2 separate regions of the Homo sapiens genome follow, and region 1 is linked to region 2. Evidence: chromatin loops called from intact Hi-C (ENCODE). Cell type or tissue: chondrocyte. All regions are shown on one strand. Each heading gives the region's core, and the rest is flanking DNA. Links, peaks and the distances in the headings are about the cores only. Region 1 overlaps GLB1L2 (galactosidase beta 1 like 2). Region 2 overlaps GLB1L3 (galactosidase beta 1 like 3).

What was found. A loop is a pair of places that touch in the nucleus more often than their neighbours do. Peaks named below come from ENCODE experiments on the same cell type or tissue, not always from the same donor. Only the 100,000 strongest peaks of a DNase experiment are listed, where the experiment ranks them.
Region 1: it touches region 2 in a loop (23-fold over the local background); 16 of 110 quality-filtered maps call a loop at or near these places.

What each region holds. Positions count from the first base shown.
Region 1 is chr11:134,339,736-134,345,101 of GRCh38, reverse strand. GLB1L2 (galactosidase beta 1 like 2) reads right to left here. Exons shown (of 19, transcript NM_001370461.1): 2 at 2,151-2,348; 3 at 647-715; 4 at 1-68. Among named protein-coding and RNA genes, the nearest start is that of GLB1L2, 10 kb to the right of the region's middle. In chondrocyte, for the core only: no CTCF peak of the experiment used is centred there; a DNase peak (open chromatin) is centred at 2,881.
Region 2 is chr11:134,278,646-134,284,011 of GRCh38, reverse strand. GLB1L3 (galactosidase beta 1 like 3) reads right to left here. Exons shown (of 20, transcript NM_001080407.3): 4 at 2,567-2,635; 5 at 1,892-1,987; 6 at 167-275. Among named protein-coding and RNA genes, the nearest start is that of GLB1L3, 5.0 kb to the right of the region's middle. In chondrocyte, for the core only: no CTCF peak of the experiment used is centred there; no DNase peak of the experiment used is centred there.

The DNA.
Region 1 (5,366 bases), core at 241-5,240, 61 kb before region 2:
TGCAGATGTAGGGGCCTGGACGCAGAATCACCCACAGCCCGATCTCTGCGGCCATCAGGACGAAGGCCCTAGGGAGGTCCACATCGTCAGCCCCTCCCACGACGGCCCAGGATGAGGCCGGGTGGGGGCCACGCGCATCACAGGGTGGAGGAGCTGCCTGGTGGGGCGAAGGGACGGCTCGGCCCCACCCCCAAAGCGCGGGGACTCCCACACCAGGTCGGTGGCCTGAGCTGCTCCCAGCCTCAGAGCCTCTGCACAGCCCCATCGGGGGCCTGAGGAGGAAGGGTGACACCCAGGGCTCAGTGGTCTCAACAGTGAACCTGACCCCATAGCCTTGCTAGCCTAGAGGGGCCGCCCTGCCCCAGCCCAGCGGCCGGACCCCATGCAGAGTCGGGCGGCTCCCAGGGTCTTCTGCCCCTCTGGGCTGCAGTGGAGAGGTGGGGCCCGGAGGCTGCAGGCCCAGTCCCTCTGGGTGACAGGTCACGACTGGGGAGCGTCTGGGTCCTGGGTGCAGGGCCTCTCACAGTCCTAGAACAGGACTCCAGACCCACGTCCCTCCCTGGTTCTCTTTGGTTGCTAATCCACCCCAGTAGCCACCTCTGTGCCCTGCCCCTGGCCAGTTCACAGAAGCAGCAACACCACATACTCCAGGTCCAGGTTCCCAGAGAAGTCAAATTTGCCTCTTTCTGGCTCATGCAGGTTCCACGGAACATAGCTGCAACAGAAATGATAATTATAGGCTAGAGCATGTCATTCATTCCATTTCACCTCTCACATTACCTTCTTTAGCCCAAAAATCCAATATGATGGCTAAAGATATGTTTCTTCATGATTTTAGGACTGGAACCAAGAACTAAGTGAACTGATCTAGGGACCAGAATCGAGGGCAAGCCCTCTTCCCTCTGCATCAACAAGATTTGGATGAAGCATAAGACCGGCTGAGTAAAAGGTCAGGCGCTCTGACCCCAGTTAGCTTACCATGCCCACGCCCCATTGGAGAAGAAAATGTAACTTTATCAAAAAAACAGCTACAAGGAGTAAGGGGAAAGCTCGGTGATCATCCTATATTTACTGAAGCCCCGGAATTCCAAAACGGGCAACAGAATGAAGCTTCCAACTCGAAAGACAGGACAAGGGATGGAGCAGGCTCATGGACAGGCTCAACTCGAGAGGCGGAAGGGACGACTCATGGATGACACAGTGATGGCAGCTGCTCTTCTCCCGGCCCCACCCCATCGCTGGCTTTCGCAGAGCCTCTGCCCACTACAAAGAATATTCTCAGATGAAGGAGGAGAGCCTGCCTGGCTTCCAACCCAGACACACGAGCTCTGCCTTTCAGCAAGTGTCGTCGGTGCTGCTTCTGCGAGTCAGAGTGCTGAGCCTGCAGCACTCCCACAGCCTTCAGGAGTCCTTTCGGGGAAGTTGTCAAGGCTCGGCAGGTTTCTGTAACTCTTTAAGGAACTGTCTTCAAAATCAGTTCATAAACCACCCATGAAAAGCCATCTCCTTGATTTGTAATCACATATTTTTGCCTAAACATGGAATAATCCAGCCTGATCACCCCCTTTATTTCATAGACTTAGCGTCAAGTATCAGTTGGCAATTTGGGGGGAAAACCCATGAAAAGATCCAGGTTATTCACAACTGAGCACACTTTATAAATGATTTGCAAGTTCGACATTTTAGTGCGTGCCTACCATGTGCCAATCATCACAGCAGAGGCTGGGATGGCAACCACAGCATTCTAAGACCACTGCCCAAGAGGAGTGCTGAAAACTGGGGCCAGAGAGCCTCTCAGGCAGCTCTCCTGAAGAAGACTCCGTTCACTGGCTGTATAAACTGGAAGTGGGAAGACTGCTTGTAACACAAAAAGATTCGCTAGCACTGAATCACCTCCTCAATCTGCACTCACCGCCTTCCCTATACTCTTTTGTGCGACATTGCTACTGCGGTTCCTCTAGACCTCACATCCATTTCATGTCCCTTGGCGCCCATGAGTCAGGAGCTCTGTGGTGGGGAGGAGGAGGGAGACCCTGGCTCTCTCGCCCTGGGCAGAGGACCTGGGCCGGTTCCTCTTATATTTTTTCGCATGCAGACACCAGGCGCCCTGCTTAGGAACCAGGCTCCGGGGGGACAGGGGCAGCACCTACGTGGTGAGGGTGTTCAAGCCACAGGCCTTCATCTTCAGCAGGCGGTCCCTCCAGTACTCCCTGGGCACACGGAAATAGTGGATGGAGCCCCCGAAGATCCAGAAGGTGGAATCCTCCAGCATGAAGTTCCAGCCCTTGGCCTGCAGCCCCAGCTGTCGATGGCGGAGCCGCAGAGGGACCAGGGTGCTCCAGTCCAGCCTGGAAAGACAAAGACATTCTGGAGCCTGGAGGCTCCGGGCCGCAGAGAGATCGGCTTCCTCGCCCCTTCGCAGGTCCTCGGCATTTCTCTCTCGAGGGCGCCTGCGTCCAGGTGGCTGGGAAAAGCTCCCCTCCGCCTCAGCCAGACCTGGGAAGGGGTCTTTCTTCAGCACGGGGCCCCGCGGCAGGGGAAGGGCAGGCCGAGGCTGCAGCCGGCAGCAAGCACAGCACTCGGCATGGAGGCCGGCGGGCTGAAAGGAGAGACGGCAGCCGTCACGCCACGGGAGAGGCTGCTGCTGGGGCCGGGGCGGGGCGGGGCGGGCGCCGCACGGGCTTCACCGTGGCCAGCCCCGCGGCCACGCGCGACAGCGACTTCACACGGTACCTCCGAGCCCCGGCACGGTCGCAGCCGCCCGACCGCAGGAGCAGAGACCTGGAAAGAGGGTCTGCGTTGGCGGCGTCCACCCATCCACCCGATTCCAGGTCTTCATTATTTTCTGAAGACCGCGCACCCCCCACGAGGTGACCCAGCTAGAGCAGAGTCCCCCACGGGAAGGCCGTCGAAGGCTCCGGTCCGCGAGAAAGCGCCTCTCGGCATCTCTCGGGGTCGGCCCCAGGGAGCCCCTCAGCCGGGTCCCAGTGACTCGGTGCTGCCGGGTGGGTCTCCTTCCCACCCTGTCTCCCGAAAGCCGTGCGAGAAGCTGGGGAGACCCACATTTCAAGTCAGGAAGGTCAGGAAAGCTGGAGGCATGAAACAAGGGCGTGGCTGAGTCCGGGGCAGGAGCCGGTGCTGGGTGGCTGAGTCCGGGGCAGGAGCCGGTGTGGGCTGTGCCTTCGTCCCCACCGGCGCTCGCTCCTGCCCTGACACTAGCAGGCGGTGGCCAGCCGGGCCCCACTGCACAAGACGCCCCTCAGCTGAGTGTCACAGAGGGAGGGAACAAGCGAGAGGGCCCAGATGGCCAGAGACGGGGAGGGGGCAGGGTGCCCACAGGGCAGAAGACAGCTCGGACATCGCCAGCCTCTTGGGAATTTTGTCTGGGGCCACTCTCAGGCAAAGAAATTTGCTTTTTTACCTACTCCTTCCTACTTCTCACAGCCCCAGGGCCTTAGAACTCACACCGAAGCTCCAGGACTATGGTTCTGCTGTGTTACAGATGAAAGGGTCATCTCATCTTGGGCAACCTGGGAATCTGTTCACCACATTTTTCTTTTTCTAAAGAGAAAACTTCCATGTTCTAGTAAATGGCTTGCAAATGACATTTTAGGACACAGTTCTTCCAAAGGACTGTATGAGACAGTGACAGCAAAAACGCTAGCTGGAATAGGAAGATCCGGATGTGAATCCTGGCCCCCAGCTTGGTAGAACTGTCGCCTTGGGTTAGTGACACCAGTTCTGTGGGCAGGAGCTTCTTCCTCTATAAAACGAGTCTAATGCCTCTCCCAACTGCTCAGAAAGGCTGCTGTGAGGGTCCCGGAGAAATGCAACACTCTCTGCTGTGAGTCGAAGGGTCTTATCTCTATCTGAAATCAATTTATTGTAGCATGTGTTTGCGTATTAGAGAGTTATGGGAACCTATTCACCACACTTTTTTCTCCAAAGAGAAAGCTTTAGAGAGAATAGCCACAAGTGGGTTTTATGTCCCTAATGTGGAATAATCCCAACTTCTCCATTCTCCCCATGGTGGTATATAGCTTATGTGCTAGACTTTGTGCCAAGCCATCTTATGACAATTTCTAAAATTTGACAATGAAAGATTCTGTACACTGAGATCCTATTAGACCAACACAGCCTGTAGGCCAGAGGTGGGCCAACTTGGGCCTCGGGTCAAATCCAGCCTGCCATCTGTCTTTGTGCAGCCTGCAAGCTGAGGATAGCTTTCACATTTTTAAGTGGTTGGAAAAAAATCAAAAGCATAATATTTTGGGACACATAAAAAATTATATGAACTTCAGTGTTCATAAATCATTGTATTGGCACACAGCCACACCATCTACGAATGGCTTTTTGCAGTTGAGTACTTGCGATAGACTGCGTGGCCTGCAAAGCTGAAAATATGTGCGATCTGCCCTCTCCCAGAAACTCTGCTGGCCCACATCCTTGCAGATGAAGCCCTGGAGTGCTAAGACAAGGCCTCGGCCCCTCTGGGCCACCGTCCGGGCCTTCTTTTGGTGCCCCCTGCTCTGCTCACCAGGCGCTTTGCTTTGGCTACAGGCTCACAACTGCTCAGGCCACACCTGCTCCAAAGCACACACCCTGCCACCTGCTCAGCCCTCCCTGCCTCAGGTACTCACCAGACTCACCTGCCCGCCGCAACACAGGTTCTCCCCCTGGTTCCCTCAGAGGCACATGCTGGGCTCACCCCAGGCCAGAATGAGGAAGAACTGGATGGACAGATTATTTTCTTAAAAACAGGGGCATTTTGACAACCTGGTGGTGAAAATACACACACACATGCACATGCACACACACACAAAATATCACTGTTTTTAAAGACAGTGACAATACAACTTAGCAATCATTCCACCAGGTACCAAACCTTATTCTCCAGCCAGAACTTCAAAAGCACAATCTCCAATTCTTATTAAAGCACACATTACTTATCCTAACATCTACTTATGGGTGCGAGAGCCTCCACTCCCCACCCTGCTAAATGCAGAGGTGTAGGCAGGGTTGGAGAAGCCTCTCTGACCGACATTCCAACACAGTCCCTGCTAGGAACCAACACCTTTAACCTCTCCCCTTGATTAGTTGATGACTAAGGATCAGGAAACCTCCCTCTAGGCTGACTTCTCCAGGTGTGGTCTATAGACAGCCACACCTCTGAACTCCCTCAGGGTCACAGCCGCCTGACTCAAAGTGCAGACACCTGGAAAGAGGCATCCCAATTCAACAACTTCTATCCACCAACCAGATTTCCAGGTCTTCATCCGCAGCTTGTCAGAAATGCATAAACCTTAAGCCTTACTTGAGACCTACTGAATCAAAATCTGCATTCTAACCAATCCCAAGGTTACAGC
Region 2 (5,366 bases), core at 205-5,204:
AGGTCAGTGCTTCTGTCCTCAAGCCAAGGGTCCAGAACTCAAGGTTACAAGAAAGTCAACTCAATTGTTCATGGAGACTGCATGTGGCCTCTTCAGTGATCAAGCCAGAACAAACTCTTTCCCTAAAGGGCACGTAAGAAAGATGCAGGGGACAATTTGGCTTTACCTGGAGAGGAATCACTCTGGGAATCAGGTGGTCAAAATACTTCTCAACTGCTTCAATGAAGCTCTTGTTGGTTGTCCTCAACAGTAACCGGGGGTCTTGCAGGAGCCAGCTGGGGGCAAGAGGGGCGGGCTCAGGGTCTGAGACGGGTTGGGAGAGGGAAGCAGGAGTGGGCTCAGAGCTGCCCCGGCTCGCCGCACATCTGCCCAGCTGCCTCACACCCCCGGTCCCGGAGCACTCGGGTCCTGGAAAGATCTGTGCCGCGTGAGACTTTCAGACCATTCTCACAGACTTGTGGGATTTGAAAGGAAACGGCCGCCTCCACCTCCAAGGCACTTCACAACTTCGGAAAGGCCTTCAGCTCTATTTGGTCTGACTGAGGGGCTGGCCTGTCAAGGCTCTTACAGCCATGTCTTAAAGAGCTTTTTCTTCTACCTTTTGGTGAACACTCTCTATTCTTTTTCAGTTTATTGAAAACATTTTTTGGTCAGGCGCGGTGATTCATGCCTATAATCCCAGCACTTTGGGAGGCCGAGGTGGGCAGATCACCTGAGGTCAGGAGTTCGAGACCAGCCTGGCCAACGTGGCGAAACTCCCGTCTCCACTAAAAGTACAGAAATTAGCCGGGTGTGGTGGCGGGCGCCTGTAATCCCAGCTACTCAGGAGGCTGAGGCAGGAGAATCGCTTGAACCCGGGAGGCAGAGGTTGCAGCAAGCCGAGATCGCGCCACTGGACTCCAGCCTGGGTGACGAGAGCAAGACTCCGTCTTAAAAAAAAAAAATTCTTGGGGACAGAAAAAATTTCCTTAGGCACAGTGTCACATTTCCACTAAGGGCTAAGGCTTCAGGCTCAGGGCAGGAGCCTACGTGCCAATGATACTCCACCCACTCCAGGTCACTGGGGAAGTGCCAGGCAGGCCTCCAGCCAAGCTATGCCGGGAGTCACTGCTTCCCGAAAACTCCACTCCCCTCAGCTCAGGCTTTCTCTGCCCCTGGAGAAAAGCAAAGACCTCTCTCTTCATCCTGGAGAAAAGCAAAGGCCTCATCTGACTCTGAGGTGCAGAGGTGCTCACTGGAGGCAGAGCCCCAGATTCCCCAGGAAGCCCTGCCCACCACAGGGGTGGCAGAGAGGAGTCTTGGAGTCTCACCCTGACCCTCAGCAGTCTGGGCTGGGGGCCAGAATCACAGAGGAGAGAACAAGGCAAAGAAAAGCAAGAGGGAAGGGAGGGGAGCTGAGGGTGGTCTCACTGCATGGAAAGGCAAGCCTTCCCCTCACAAAATAAGCGAAAGATCAGAAGTTTTCAAAACAAGCCGAGTCGTCAGAACCTTCCCTTGCAGGCCTTAAAGCTTCTGGTCCCTTTCTTCCCAGGGCATTTTGAGAAGGACAGAGGAGGCTACAGCCCCTCCTGCATGGGGAAAGAAGAGTGGGAGCCTCTTGTGGCCACCTCTCCCCGCGCACACCCTCTTGACCGCATGCCCAAGGCCCCAGGACCAACGTCTGGAGCTTCTCATCTGTGAATCGGGGATGACAACTGCACCCCGCCCCCCGCCACCGCAGTACCGCAGGCTTCCCACAAGACAACACAGGCACGGTGCGTGGCGTGGGGCAGCACACCTCCCATCGGCTCCGTGAATAAAGGTTACTTTCCTTGTTACTAGCTTGAAATTCACTTTTTTTAAAGCAAATACTTCACTAGAACCACGACTCTGGGACTGTAGCCCCGCTTACCTGGGCAAGCCCCCGAGGTCCATCTCACTGCAGATGTAGCGGCCTGGACGCAGAATCACCCACAGCCCGATCTCTGCGGCCATCAGGACGAAGGCCCTAGGGAGGTCCACATCGTCAGCCCCTCCCACGACGGCCCAGGATGAGGCCGGGTGGGGGCCACACGCATCACAGGGTGGAGGAGCTGCCTGGTGGGGCGAAGGGACGGCTCGGCCCCACCCCCAAAGCGTGGGGACTCCCACACCAGGTCGGTGGCCTGAGCTGCTCCCAGCCTCAGAGCCTCTGCACAGCCCCATCGGGGGCCTGAGGAGGAAGGGTGACACCCAGGGCTCAGTGGTCTCAACAGTGAACCTGACCCCATAGCCTTGCTAGCCTAGAGGGGCCGCCCTGCCCCAGCCCAGGCGCCAGACCCCATGCAGAGTCGGGCGGCTCCCAGGGTCTTCTGCCCCTCTGGGCTGCAGTGGAGAGGTGGGGCCCGGAGGCTGCAGGCCCAGTCCCTCTGGGTGACAGGTCACGGTTGGGGAGCGTCTGGGTCCTGGGTGCAGGGCCTCTCACAGTCCTAGAACAGGACTCCAGACCCACGTCCCTCCCTGGTTCTCTTTGGTTGCTAATCCACCCCCAGTAGCCACCTCTGTGCCCTGCCCCTGACCAGGGCACAGAAGCAGCAACACCACATACTCCAGGTCCAGGTTCCCAGAGAAGTCAAATTTGCCTCTTTCTGGCTCATGCAGGTTCCACGGAACATAGCTAGAAGAGGTGAGAGGGAAGTATGATGAGTATCTTCTTATTTCTTCCTCCAAATTGTTAGGTCTGCCCCAAATCCAAGCCAAAACCATGCATAGCTCTATTTTGAAATAAGTTGAAGTTACCAGTGGAAATTAAACCTCTGTTACACTAACCATGACCATCTTTAATAGTTCCTTGCTCTATTATCCAATTGTGGTTCAAGCTGCCAATTATCCTATGATGCTGGGTTTCTTGGGATTTATATATAAATTCTTCCACTCACTGCCCTATTGTAACACTCATTAAAAGTATAAATTAAAAAAGAGAACAAAAACAAAAATGTCTACATCTTCCTTATAAATTTTTGCTATGAGTTAGTCAAAATAAGAATAAATGAGGAGTTTCTGTGAAGATAGTGGAGTTACAGTAAATCTAGTAAGGGTACTACCTTTAGACCTTAGCAAGAAGGGCCCCCAGGGGACCCTCCCCCATAGGGCTATGAGTAAAAATTTTATTAGGTATACCAGGCATAGTTCACTAGGCAACTGTGTTTTTTTGTGCCACTGGCAACATGTTTGAGTGTTATGCCCCTTAACATCATGTTTCCTATAAGCCCTGTGGTTTTTATTACACAATTTTGTGCAGTGCAGAGATTTTTGACAATACATCGTAGAACTGACTGTATGGCCCACCAAGAAGACATACTAATCATGGCCTTCTATGAGCTTAACAACGTAGCTTGTTGTATGTTGTAAGTTACAACATAGCTTGCCGTAAGTAAAGGAGAAGCTGACTGAATTAGAGAGGACCTGGATACATCAGTTACCATCACAGTGAAAAGATTTAAAGTACCCCTCTAAGAAACAAAGAAAATAAGCAGCAAAAAAAGAAAAAGAAGAAACTTGTAAGGATACAGATTTGAACTGTGTAATTAAAAGTCGGCATGTAATAAATACATAGAGAACCCAGTAGCCAACAGATGGAGCATCTACATTCCCTTAAAAAGCGCATCTGTACAACTAAGTATGAAAAAAGAATGTAAAATTTAAAAGACCAAAATTTAAAATGCATGAAACAGTTGTAAAATATTGGCATGTACTATGTCACGAAGTAAATCTCAACAAATTCCAAAAACCTATATCACATAGTCCATGATCCCAAGATAAATGCAAACAAATTTAAAAATCACAGTTAAATAGTAAAATTTAAATAAATAAATAAATAAATAAAACAGAAAGCGTATTCCCAAATAGCTAATAGAAACAACATCAAAACTTAGGAAATATTTGAAAATAAATGACATTCAAAGCACTATATAGCAAAATTTGTGGGCTATATAACCAAAGCAACACTCAGAGAAACATTCATATCTTTGAAGGAATATATTAGAAAACACAAAAGACTGGAAGTAAAAGAAGCTAAATTTTAACTCAGGGAAAAAGAAGAAGGAGGAGGAGGAAACTGAGAAGGACAGAGAAGAGAAGGTACTATATTTAATAAAGTAGAGAAAAGGAAATTACACATAACTCAGAAACTGTGAAATACAGATCCGAAATATACAGAGAGTACTAACAAAGCTACAAGCTAGTTATCTGAAAAGACTAAATAGATAAGATTAAGAAAAAAGAAAAAAACAGCCAAAATACACAACGTGATGTATATAACTTCCAAGTGAGTACAGGAAAGAAAGGAAAAATTTCTTAAGTCCCAGTGGGTTCAAAAGAAGAAAGAAGGCTGGGCGAGGTGGCTCACATCTGTAATCCCAGCACTTTGGGAGGCCGAGGCAGGCGGATCACCTGAGGTCAGGAGTTTGAGACCAGCCTGACCGATATGGTGAAACCCCATCTCTACTAAAAATACAAAAATTAGCCGGGTGTGGTGGCGGGAGCCATAATCCCAGCTACTCAGGAGGGTGAGGCAGGAGAATCACTTGAACCCAGGAGGGGGAGGTTGCAGTGAGCAGAGATCGCGCCACTGCACTCCAGCCTGGGCAACAGAGCAAGACTCTATCTCAAAAAAAAAAAAAAAAAAAAGAAAAAGAAAACAGAAAGAAAAAAGAAAGGAAAGAAAAAAAGGGGGAGAGCAGGATGTATTCAAGAAGAAATAGAGGACATGAGTTAATAACCATTCAAAGAGCTATGTCGTCCCCAAACCCTTCACCTCACAAACCACAAAAGATAGTAGTCACAGAGTTTACAGGTGAATCTTAAGAAACTTTCAGGGTAAAGATAATTCTTGTGCAAAATATTTCCAATAAGTAAGAAAAGAAGATTTACTCACTTTATGAGCTTATTATAAGATTGATTCAAAACTGGACAAGAATACTAACAAAATAAAATTTTAAATCCGTTTTGCTTATAATCATAAACACATTTGAAATAAAACACTAGCAAATAAAGTCTAGCAATCTGTGTGTATGTAATGTGTGCCTATCTCAGAGCCAAGCAGAGTTTATACCAGTACCACATGGCTGCTTGACTATCAGAAAAATTGCCGTTGTAATTCAGCAATTCAAAAGAACAGTGAAGAAAAACTATATTGTCCCCCCAATACATGCAGTAGCAGCTCTCAATAAAACTCAACGATTATTTCTGATTAAATTCTTTGCATTTTAAATGAACCAGTTTACTGCCTCTCAGCTTCAAATTCACCCTTCAATACCAGCTCTGCAATAAGGCACAGGGCCCTCTAAGCATCTTCTCCTTTACAGTGAGTGTGATGGTAAGCTTGCCACAAAATGGTGGTGGCAGGC